Regions from separate parts of the Homo sapiens genome. Here all the other regions are linked to region 3. Evidence: chromatin contacts called from ENCODE Hi-C data. All regions are on one chromosome and are shown on one strand. Each heading gives the region's core, a stretch centred on a gene start or an enhancer-like site at or near the end of the contact. The rest is flanking DNA. Distances are from core to core; before and after follow the strand shown. Region 1 holds the start of MKRN1 (makorin ring finger protein 1). Region 2 overlaps LOC107986854 (a long non-coding RNA gene). Region 3 overlaps HIPK2 (homeodomain interacting protein kinase 2).

The links. A loop is a pair of places that touch in the nucleus more often than their neighbours do. Pooled maps may share reads with other maps.
Region 1: a map with no recorded cell type shows a loop between it and region 3 (4-fold over the local background). The contact joins the promoter of MKRN1 here to the enhancer-like site in region 3. A Hi-C loop is called at or near these places in 1 of 168 maps with a recorded cell type or tissue (sciatic nerve), 1 of 37 single-sample maps with no recorded cell type and 6 of 50 pooled maps.
Region 2: a map of naive thymus-derived CD4-positive, alpha-beta T cell shows a loop between it and region 3 (2.4-fold over the local background). The contact joins two enhancer-like sites. A Hi-C loop is called at or near these places in 4 of 168 maps with a recorded cell type or tissue (CD4-positive, alpha-beta T cell, CD4-positive, alpha-beta memory T cell and naive thymus-derived CD4-positive, alpha-beta T cell) and 9 of 50 pooled maps.

The regions. Positions count from the first base shown.
Region 1 is chr7:140,478,174-140,481,328 of GRCh38, forward strand. It overlaps MKRN1 (makorin ring finger protein 1), which reads right to left and starts at 1,332. Exons shown (of 8, transcript NM_013446.4): 1 at 987-1,332. The coding sequence starts at 1,171. RefSeq lists silencers at 563-642, 923-1,062, 1,353-1,462 and enhancers at 598-1,438, 1,769-2,679.
Region 2 is chr7:140,238,486-140,241,611 of GRCh38, forward strand. The region is part of intron 1 of LOC107986854 (a long non-coding RNA gene); the gene reads left to right. Among named protein-coding and RNA genes, the nearest start is that of KDM7A-DT, 63 kb to the left of the region's middle. Within about 2 kb of position 1,251, at least 3 of the 41 ENCODE cell types and tissues checked have a DNase peak (open chromatin) inside an H3K27ac peak, as active enhancers do.
Region 3 is chr7:139,647,778-139,651,046 of GRCh38, forward strand. The region is part of intron 2 of HIPK2 (homeodomain interacting protein kinase 2); the gene reads right to left. Among named protein-coding and RNA genes, the nearest start is that of CLEC2L, 130 kb to the left of the region's middle. RefSeq lists an enhancer at 1,569-1,838. Within about 2 kb of position 1,259, at least 20 of the 41 ENCODE cell types and tissues checked have a DNase peak (open chromatin) inside an H3K27ac peak, as active enhancers do.

The DNA of each region.
Region 1 (3,155 bases), core at 82-2,581, 830 kb after region 3:
TCAGTTGATTTATTCAACTGATAGAAAAAGAAAAGCTTACAGTCGCTACTGATCACTATTTAAAAACCGGAAAATAAAAAACGTACAATTAAATGCCCTCTTCTGCGTAGAGCTAGGTAGTTTTTTACAACCATACACATCCATACAACCGCCATCCCTTAATTTTTCTAATATTTTCGTCTCGCATATCAAACCAAAACCAAACCTCTCTCTCTTCCGGGAGCGAAGAGCCCTTTCACTCCCTTCGGAAGATGCGTAAATTTCAAAAGAGGAACATAGCGCTGGGGGAGGGTAATAATCTGCAGCTCAAAAAAACCGCGGGTGGAGAAGACGACCCCGGCCCCCGAACGCCTGCTTCTAAGACAAAGCTCAGCACCGCCAACCTCGACAAACATACAAAGAAGAAATACAAAAGCTTCTTCTCACAGTTGGGCGGAGGATGGGGGGCGGAGGGACGGAGGGACGTGAAAAGACGTTACAAACGGATGGCACGGAGAGAGGAGAGGGCCGGGAGCCAGGCAAGCTCGCTGGGGCCCTCGGCGGGGTGTCTAGGCCCGGAGAGGATCGCTGGGAGACCGGCCTCAAGTGACCACCTCCCGAGCCCCGGGAGCCGGAGGCAGCGGCGGGGGCATCCTTCCAGCGGCAGGGGAGGAGCCAGCCCACCTCTCCCCGATGCGCTCGCAGCCAGCTCAGGCAGCGCTCAGGGAAGTGTAAGCGGCGGTGCAGCCCCGCGGCTCCGCAGTAATCGCGCACCGCCAGGCCTCCGCGGACAGCGCTGAGGGCTCCGCGGCCCAGCGGGGGTTGACGCAGTGACTGGGGGAACGCGGCGGCAGCGGGGGCCGCGAGGGCTGCAGAGATCGAGACAACGCCGGTCCCCGCCCTCCCGCGCCTCTAGCCGCAGGCCGGCCGCCCTCCTCCCTCCCGCGCCGCAGGCTTGGCCCGCGGCCCCCTCCCCGCGCCCGGCGCTCCGCCGCGCAACGTCCTACCTGCAGGTGACCTGTTTAGTCCAGCCGCCGCCGCTGCCGTCGCTGCCGCCGCCCCCTCCGCCCGCCCCCAGGGACGGGGCGGTGACTGTGGGGATCGGGGTGGGGGAGGCTGCTGCCGCCGTCGCCGCTGCCGCTCCTGCTCCTGATGTTGTGGCTGTTGTTCCGGGAGTTGCAGCCTCCGCCATTACTGTTTATCCCACACAGCAAAGGCCCCGGAACTTCCGGGATCACATAGTTCCGGTCCGGCTGCGGGGAGAGGACGGCGAGGCCAGGCGAGGGGAGGGGAAGGACACTGAGGCACCCGTTCGGTCCCCGCCTGCTACGCGTCGCGTATCTGAGCGCTCTCGCCACTTCAACTGCGGGCCCAGAGCATGCGCGCCCGCGGCCCGCCCACGGCGCCGCTCATTGGTGGAGGGGACGTCTCCTCCGGAAAGGGGCGGGGCAAACGGGGGTCTGTACAGGTGTGTCCTAGGCTCGAAACCCCGGCGACGAAAGTCCATAGTTAGCGGCTTTCTTCCTAGCAGAGGCTGATATAGTGGAGCTGGGGCTGGGGACTAGGGACTTGCAGTCGGAAGACCTGGGTTTGAATCTGCACTTTCCCATTTCTCTAGTAATATTTGAGCTAGGTACTTGTTCTATCTGAGCCTCCGTTTCAGCCTCTCTCGAATAAGGATGACAGCAGACCCACATATGGTTGCTGTGAGGATTATATGATGTCCTTAGAAATCACTGAGCTTAGTGCCTGGTACATGGTAAACACTTAATAAAGGTTATCTCATTCCTGGTATCAGAGATGTGATCTTGGCCAAGTATTTTGGCTGAGCAATGCTCTAGAGGGCTGGTCCCCTTATCTCCAGGCTTCCCTTTCTAAGCCATGGGTCTTCTAGCAAATTATCCTACCTCTTGGTGCTCCTGCTTTCTCCTCTGTAAAAACGACAATAATAATAATAATAGGCCAGGCGCGGTGGCTCACGCCTGTAATCCCAGCACTTTGGGAGGCTGAGGTAGGCGAATCACCTGAGGTCATGAGTTCGAGATCAGCCTGGCCAACGTGGTGAAACCCCGTCTTTACTAAAAATACAAAAATTAGCCGGGTGTAGTGGCTAGTCCCAGTTACTCAGGAGGCTGAGGCAGGAGAATTCCTTGAACCCGGGAGGCGGAGGTTGCAGTGAGCCGAGATCGCGCCACTGCACTCCAGCTTGGGCGACAGAATGAAATTCCGTCTCAAAATAATAATAATAGTAATAGATAATAGTACCTACTTCAGAGATGGCTGTGAAAGTTAAATGAGAATCTGTTTAAAAACCTTTGTACTGGCCGGGCGCGGTGGCTCACGCCTGTAATCCCAGCACTTTGGGAGGCCGAGGGGGGCGGATCACCAGGTCAGGAGATTGAGACCATCCTGGCTAACACGGTGAAACCCCGTCTCTACTAAAAAATACAAAAAAATTAGCCGGTCATGATGGCGGGCGCCTGTAGTCCCAGCTACTCCGAGGCTGAGGCAGGAGAATGGAGTGAACCCGGGAGGCGAAGCTTGCAGTGAGCCGAGATCGCGCCACCGCACTCTAGCCACTGCACTGCAGCCTGGGCGACAAAGCTAGACTCCATCTCAAAAAAAAAAAACAAAAAGCAAAAAAAAAAAAAAAAAAACCCCTTTGCATTGTGCTTTTCACACTGCAGTGAATACATAATGAGTAACAAAATATGTCTGGAATATCCTAGCTTTTTTTTTAATGCGTCTTTAAAATTGTATGTATTTAAGGTGTAAAACATTGTTTTAATATACATGTACCTAGTGAAGTGATTACTACAGTCAAGCAGATTTAGCATATCACCTCACATGAATATTTTGTGTATGTGTTTGTGGTAAAAACCCAAGCTCTACTCTTAGCAATTTTCCAGTATACAATACAATATTATCTATTAACATTAATCATAGTCTTCCGCCGGGCACGGTGGCTCACACCTGTAATCCCAGCACTTTGGGGGCCGAGGCGGGCGGATCACAAGGTCAGGAGATCGAGACCATCCTAGCTAACACGGTGAAAGCCCGTCTCTACTCAAAAAACACAAAAAATTAGCTGGGCATAGTGGTGGGTGCCTGTTGTCCCAGCAACTCGGGAGGCTGAGGCAGGAGAATGGCGTGAACCCGGCAGGTGAGGCTTGCAG
Region 2 (3,126 bases), core at 1-2,500, 590 kb after region 3:
CCTTGTGTCCCCAGGGGCCCTGAAGCAGTCTGGGGTGCTGCTGACCTTCCCCCACACCCCCACTGCTTTCTATTTATATCTTCCCATCTTTTCTACCATTCAGAGTGCAGGTGGGATTTAGGGGACCCAGGAATGCCAGAATTCTGCCCTAGCTCTTCCACCCCTTCCTTCCTGTGGGGTTCCTGGGGATTGGCACACACAGAGGATAAAGGCAAATGGCACAGAGCCTGACACTCCACTCGGGGCAGGGCTCTGGGCTGCATGGCACAGCTGAGGCTCGGAACTCCAGGATCCAGAGGTTCTCCCTTCCCTGGCCATGCTTGGGCCCAACCTGCCAGTGCTCATGTGGGGAGGATGAGGGAGGCCAGAAGGACAGGCTCCAAGAGGACCTTGGTTCGCCGTCCTTGTTCTGTCCCCAGAGCTGGAGGAGCCAGTGAGAAGAGCAAGATCCATCCACCCCCTGAGAGTAGGATGTGGGAGGGAAGGCCACACCTTGGCACAGACCTCATCACACAGGGTCCCCGCCCCCTTATACAGGTGGCTGAAGCAGAGTCCTGGATCCTGGCCAAAGGGATTGGCAGCAGCTCCCTAGAGGGAAGCCAGCCAGGGGCGGGCTTCTTGTCCCCTACGGGAACATGGTCTCATTTGATCTTCACAGCCTCCCTGTTTTACAGATGGGGAAACTGAACTGCATGCTAAACAAGGATGAGGAATTGGGTCTAGGTCACGCAGGTAGTAAGCAGAGCTGGGCTTTGATGCTGTGGCCGACTCTGCAGCCTCTGCCCAGGTTCTTCTTTGGGATACAACTGCTGACAGCTCACCGCCAGTCTGTTCCCAGGAATAGCCCTGCCTGAAGGGGGCTGCCTGGCCCAAGGGTGGCTCCTTCCTTGCGGGGCAGCCTGAATTCAACCGAACCATGTAGGGGTGAGATATGGGGAGTGGGGTGCAAAAACCCAGCCCCTTGCCTCCACTCAGGACAACTCCGAAGGGCTTTGTAACTCGTCATGGGATGGAGGGCCGGGCTTTGGTGGCAAGTGCATCACATTTCACCTTCTCCCTTGGCCCAGCCCTGCTCTCCTCTTACAGTTGCTGTGCTGAGCACATGCCTGGATCAGCCTCTGCGGGCATCTTGCCTATGCCATCTGCACTCCCCGTCCTTAGGAAGTGCTGCCTCACCTCCTTCCTAGGACCCAGGACAAATAAACCAAAGATCCAAAAAGTAGAGGGTGAGGCAGCCCAGAGGTTTACAACAGCAGTAAGTGACTGCCACCCCTAGGCTGGAGGGAGAGAAGGAGGGGGCGGGGTGCCTGTGTCTAGAAGTTGGTCTTCTGCATTTCAGCAGTGCTTAGTGATCTCTCTAGGCCCCTAGCCAGTCCAGGATTCTATGAATGGGGACAGAAGGAGGGGTCGGGCTTCCCTGCACCCAGGGATCACCCAGCAAAGCCAGAGCTATGGTGGGTTTGTCAAGGGGGGAAATGCAGCCCTTGATGGAAACACTCCTGAAGTTGGGGGCCCAGAGTGACACCCTGACTTCTCTCTTCCTTTCTGCTTGACTTTTCTGATGATAGACTACCTAACAATACGAGGTGTTGTATTGTTAAACTTTGCATACCAAGGTCTTAATATGCACATATATTTGGGTAATATTAAAGATTTCGTCAGCTTGGGGTCCATAATAATTTTTTTTTTTTTGAGACGGAGTCTCGCTCTGTTGCCCAGGCTGGAGTGCAATGGCATGATCTTCAGCTCACTGCAACCTCTGCCTCCCGGGTTCAAGCAATTCTCCTGCCTCAGCCTCCCAAGTAGCTGGGATTACAGGCGCCCACCACCACACCCGGCTGATTTTTGTATTTTTAGTAGGGATGGGGTTTCACCATGTTGGCCAGGCTGGTCTTGAATGCCTGACCTCAGGTGATCCACCTGCCTCGCTGTACTAAAATGCTGGGATGACAGGCCTGAGCCACCGCAATAATTTTTTCTTTTAAAAGAGAAACACTGCTGTAGGATGATATGCCAGAGGTGTGTGGCAAAGCACCGTCCACTCCAGCCCAGACACCACAGCCTTAAGGTCCAATTCCTTAAGTTTCCATTCCTTTGATCCTTTGGGATATGGGGGTGGGGAGCTGAAAACAGCCCTTAGGGCCAGAGGATGTGGGAGCACAGGAAGAGGTCCTAGAAGTTTCCTTGTCCACATTCCTCACTTTACTGAGGGGAAACCCCAGACCCAGAGAGCTCCAAGCTTGGACAACCCCTTTTATGGAGGGTGAACTGTAGTGTTTTGGGGAATCATCACTACTGAGGAATGGAGTCAGCGCAGGGCTTTTATTTTTATTTATTTAATTAATTTATTTATTTAGAGACAGAGTTTCCCTCTTGTTGCCCAGGCTGGAGTGCAATGGTGTGATCTCGGCTCACTGCAGCCTCCACCTCCCGGGTTCAAGCAATGCTCCTGCCTCAGCCTCCCAAGTGGCTGGGATTACAGGCACCCGCCACCATGCCCAGCTAATTTTGTATTTTTAGTAGAGACAGGGTTTCTACTAAACCTGTCTACTAGTAGAGACAGGGTTTCGGTTACACCTAGGCTAATAACCATTGCGCTCTGGATGGGCTGACCCTCACCGTGTTGGTCAGTCTGATCTCAAACTCCCGATCTCAGGAGATCCGCCCACCTTGGCCTCCCAAAGTGCTGGGATTACAGGCGTGAGCCACCGCGCTCAGCCAACTGCAGGGCTTTTAAATCTCAGCCTAGATGAGGGCTTGTATGTGCACGTGTGTGTTTGGTATGTGTGCATGTACATGGTTCGTGTGTACATGCATGTGGCATGTGTGCACATGTGTATGGTATGTGTGCGCCTGTGGGTGCACATGTATGTACGTGTATGGTGTGCATGCATGTGTGTGTGCATGTATGTAGATGTGTGCATGTGTGCAGTCTCCATTTTGGAAGTTCACATCTTTTGAATTTTTTTTTTTTTTTTTTGAGAGAGTGTCGCCCAGGCTGGGCTGGAGTGCAGTGGCGTGATCTCGACTTCACTGCAATCTCCACCTCCTGGGTTCAAGCGATTCTCCTGCCTCAGCCTCTCAAGTAGCTGGGATTACAGGTGCCTGCCACCACACCGGGCTAAT
Region 3 (3,269 bases), core at 9-2,508:
AAAACCTGTGAGATGTTTGAAAGAATGACAGTGATCATTGGTATGAACAGCTTAGTTTCTTTTTTGCCAAGGAAGAAAAGTTTTGTGGCATCACTGGAAATCAGCGAGGGCCTGCCTGGCAGGCCTGTCTCTGTAGTGTCAGCTGTGTAAGTAGGTCTTTGTATGGTTGTATTTAGGCTTGTCCTGGATTCCCCCAAGAGATCAAAAGTTCCTTGAGGAGACAGAACCTATATTTGCTTCCCAGGGAAGTGCTCAGCTGCCACACAGCTCAGGGTGGTGATGCACACAGCAGGAGTTCAATCAACATTAACCCGCTAAATGGAGCTAACCAAATTCCACCCCCAGTCTGAAAGGCTCTGACACAGAACTGTCTAGTTCCTTTTCATTTGGCCTCAAAAGGGGTACATTTTTCAAAAAACAAAACAACCCCACATACCCCAAAGTTTCAACCTGAGATTCAATTTTGAATTGAAGGCTAAGTGAACAATTCTGCCTAACTCTTTAGTAAGTCTTGCTTGTGTGAAAATCAAACAGAAATCTTCCCTCTTCCCTCTTCTGGGTTTCCCTGACTATATAGAGGTTGATAGACTTCAGATGATCACAGAACCCAAAGTTACAGGCCATCACTAGGGAGTCACAGTTCAGACCAGGAAATCACTAGCGGCAGAGAGAAGCGTGGAGGGAAACGACGTTGCGGCTTTCGGGTTACACAGTGGAAAGGCTGATGAAGGGAATACGGCACACAGTCCCCAGCCTTGTTACTTTATCCCCCCGGGATAGCATCAATAGCTTACATGGGAGTGAGCATCATTCCTGCTTGCACCTTCACGTCCGGTTAAAACGATTCTATTCTGCAAGCCAGAGCTTAGGTTCCATCACTTCCTACCGAGCAACGCCCCCCACCCTTCTCATCAGCCCCGTCTGCATCATTACGGAGGACGGAGGACGGCTCTTGGGATTGTCTTGCTTGGCAGTGGAGGGCGGAGCAGAAGGAGGGAGAGGGTGCTGCGGGTTTTTTTTTTCCTTTCCCCGTATGTATTGTGTTCAGTGTGGACAAATATTTGTGTAGTCTGTATTTACCATTAATACTAGGATAAAGTCATTAGTGATTCGATTTTTCTATGGAAAGAAGCAAGGCATTGGGCGGGTGGAGGGGGAAGCAAAACCCCAAACGGAAGAACAGAAACTCTAAAAGCTGGCGTCTGAAGGTATTATTCAAAAACAATATGGGAAAAGGCAGCACCATATTTCCTCTGTTCTTCTAAGGGGAAGTTCAGAAAAAGGTCAGAAAGAGAACAATGCAGGCCATCTATCATAGCAGCCTCTAACCTAGAGGTGACTTGCCCGCTGCAGCCTCATTTCTCAGTTCTGTAATTACCACCCCTCCCACAGACTGGACACCACAGCGGCCTATGAATTATGCATTTCATTTCCACCTCCCCACACCCTGACTCGGTGACCACTGCTGCGGCGGGTGGCTGCGGGGGGCGGGCCGATGCAGCACCCCTTCCCCCAGGTACACGCGCAAATGTTACAGGGCCCCAGAGCCCCGGTGCACACCCGCAGATGCTGCTTGTGCTGACCTTCAGTTCCCAGCCTAAGATTTTGTTTATTGAGCAAATAAGACTAGTTACCAGTAGGGATTTTCCTAGGGGAAAACACACTGGGGCACCTTTTCTTCCCCTTCACGTTTTTATTCAGGCAAAATCTGGTTAAAATGAATATTAAGGGTGGTCTTGAAGGAGGCAGAGGTGATGTAGAGCCTGAGGGTATGTGTGTGTGTGTGTCTCCTGCTGTTAGAATTCGGGGGGGTGGTTTGGAAAGTGGGTCCCAGAAATGGATACTGCTGCAGGAACAGGAGCAACCCTGCTCCTCCCTGTCTGTGCCTCTGATTAACTGGTGCCCCTCTCCTACCAATTCAGAGGGTCCCAGAAAACTTCTGGGGCCACCTGTCTTCACAGGTGCTACTGGTATACCAAAGCAGGGACTACTCTTTGTTCAGAGTGATTTTCCTTTCAAATCTTTACAAAACGTTAGGTTTAGTAGAGAAGTTGGTTAGGTTTAGTTGCTCGAGCAACTGAGAGACCTAGGAATACCCCTGGAAGCAGACAGGGGTAAGCAGCAAGCGAAAGGGTTCCCTTGAAAAGCAAGGGTTCTTCTGTTTGGTACACCTCAGTCTATCGCTTGAAGAGGTGGTATGGGTAGGATTTTAAAAAATATTTTTAAAAAGTGACTTTAGATACATTCAGGGAAGACAGTTCTAAGATGGGATATAAAAATAGGATATTTAGGCCAGGCATGGTGGCTCACGCCTGTAATCCTAGCACTTTGGGATGCCAAGGCAGGCAGATCACCTGAGGTCAGGAGATCAAGACCAGCCTGGCCAACATGGTGAAACTCCATCTCTACTAAAAATACAAAAATTAGCTGGGTGTGGTAGCATGAACCTGTAATCTCAGCTACTTAGGAAGCTGAGGCAAGAGAATCGCTTGAACCCAGGAGGCAGAGGTTGCAGTGAGCCAAGATTGTGCCACTGCACTCCAGCCTGGGCGACAGAGCAAGACTCCATCTCAAAAAAAAAAAAAAAAAAAAGGATATTTAATTTCTGAGGCTGATCTGGGGAACACAATAGTAAGTGGGCTGAATATTAGGTGCAAATCACTATGACATATATTTTATTCCCTTCGGGTTTTTTTTTTTTTTAAACTATTCTCAGGGTTGGACCATTTGTTCATAAGGGACCGACTGAGGGTTGTGATCACAGCTGTGACAGCCAGCCCTTAAGATGGCCCCTGAGGACCCAGTTCTCCTGGAAGTCAACACCCTGGTGTGGTCTCCTCTCACACTGAGCAGGGCAAACCTGTGTAACCAATAAGACAGCGCAGAAATGACAATGTGTGGCTTCTGAGACTAGGCTGTAAAAGGCATGTGGCTTCTGCTTTTGCTCTGCCTTGAATCACTTACTCTGGAAGAGGACCCTCAATGGCCCTGTGGAGAGATCCACGTGGATGGAACCCAGGCCTCTGGCCAACAGCCAGCTCTGGCTTGCCAGCCACAAGGGTGACCCACCTGGGAAGAACACCCTCCAGCCCCAGTCACGCCCTTGGGTGACTGCAGCCTGGGCTAAGAGCTCACCGCCACCTCATGACAGAACTGGAGTGGGAATCGTCCTGTCATGTTGCTCCCAAATTCCTGGAGCACAGCAACGGTGAGATAATGTTTATTGTGTCAGCCACGGAATTTTGAGGTACTTCGTTATGCAGTGACAG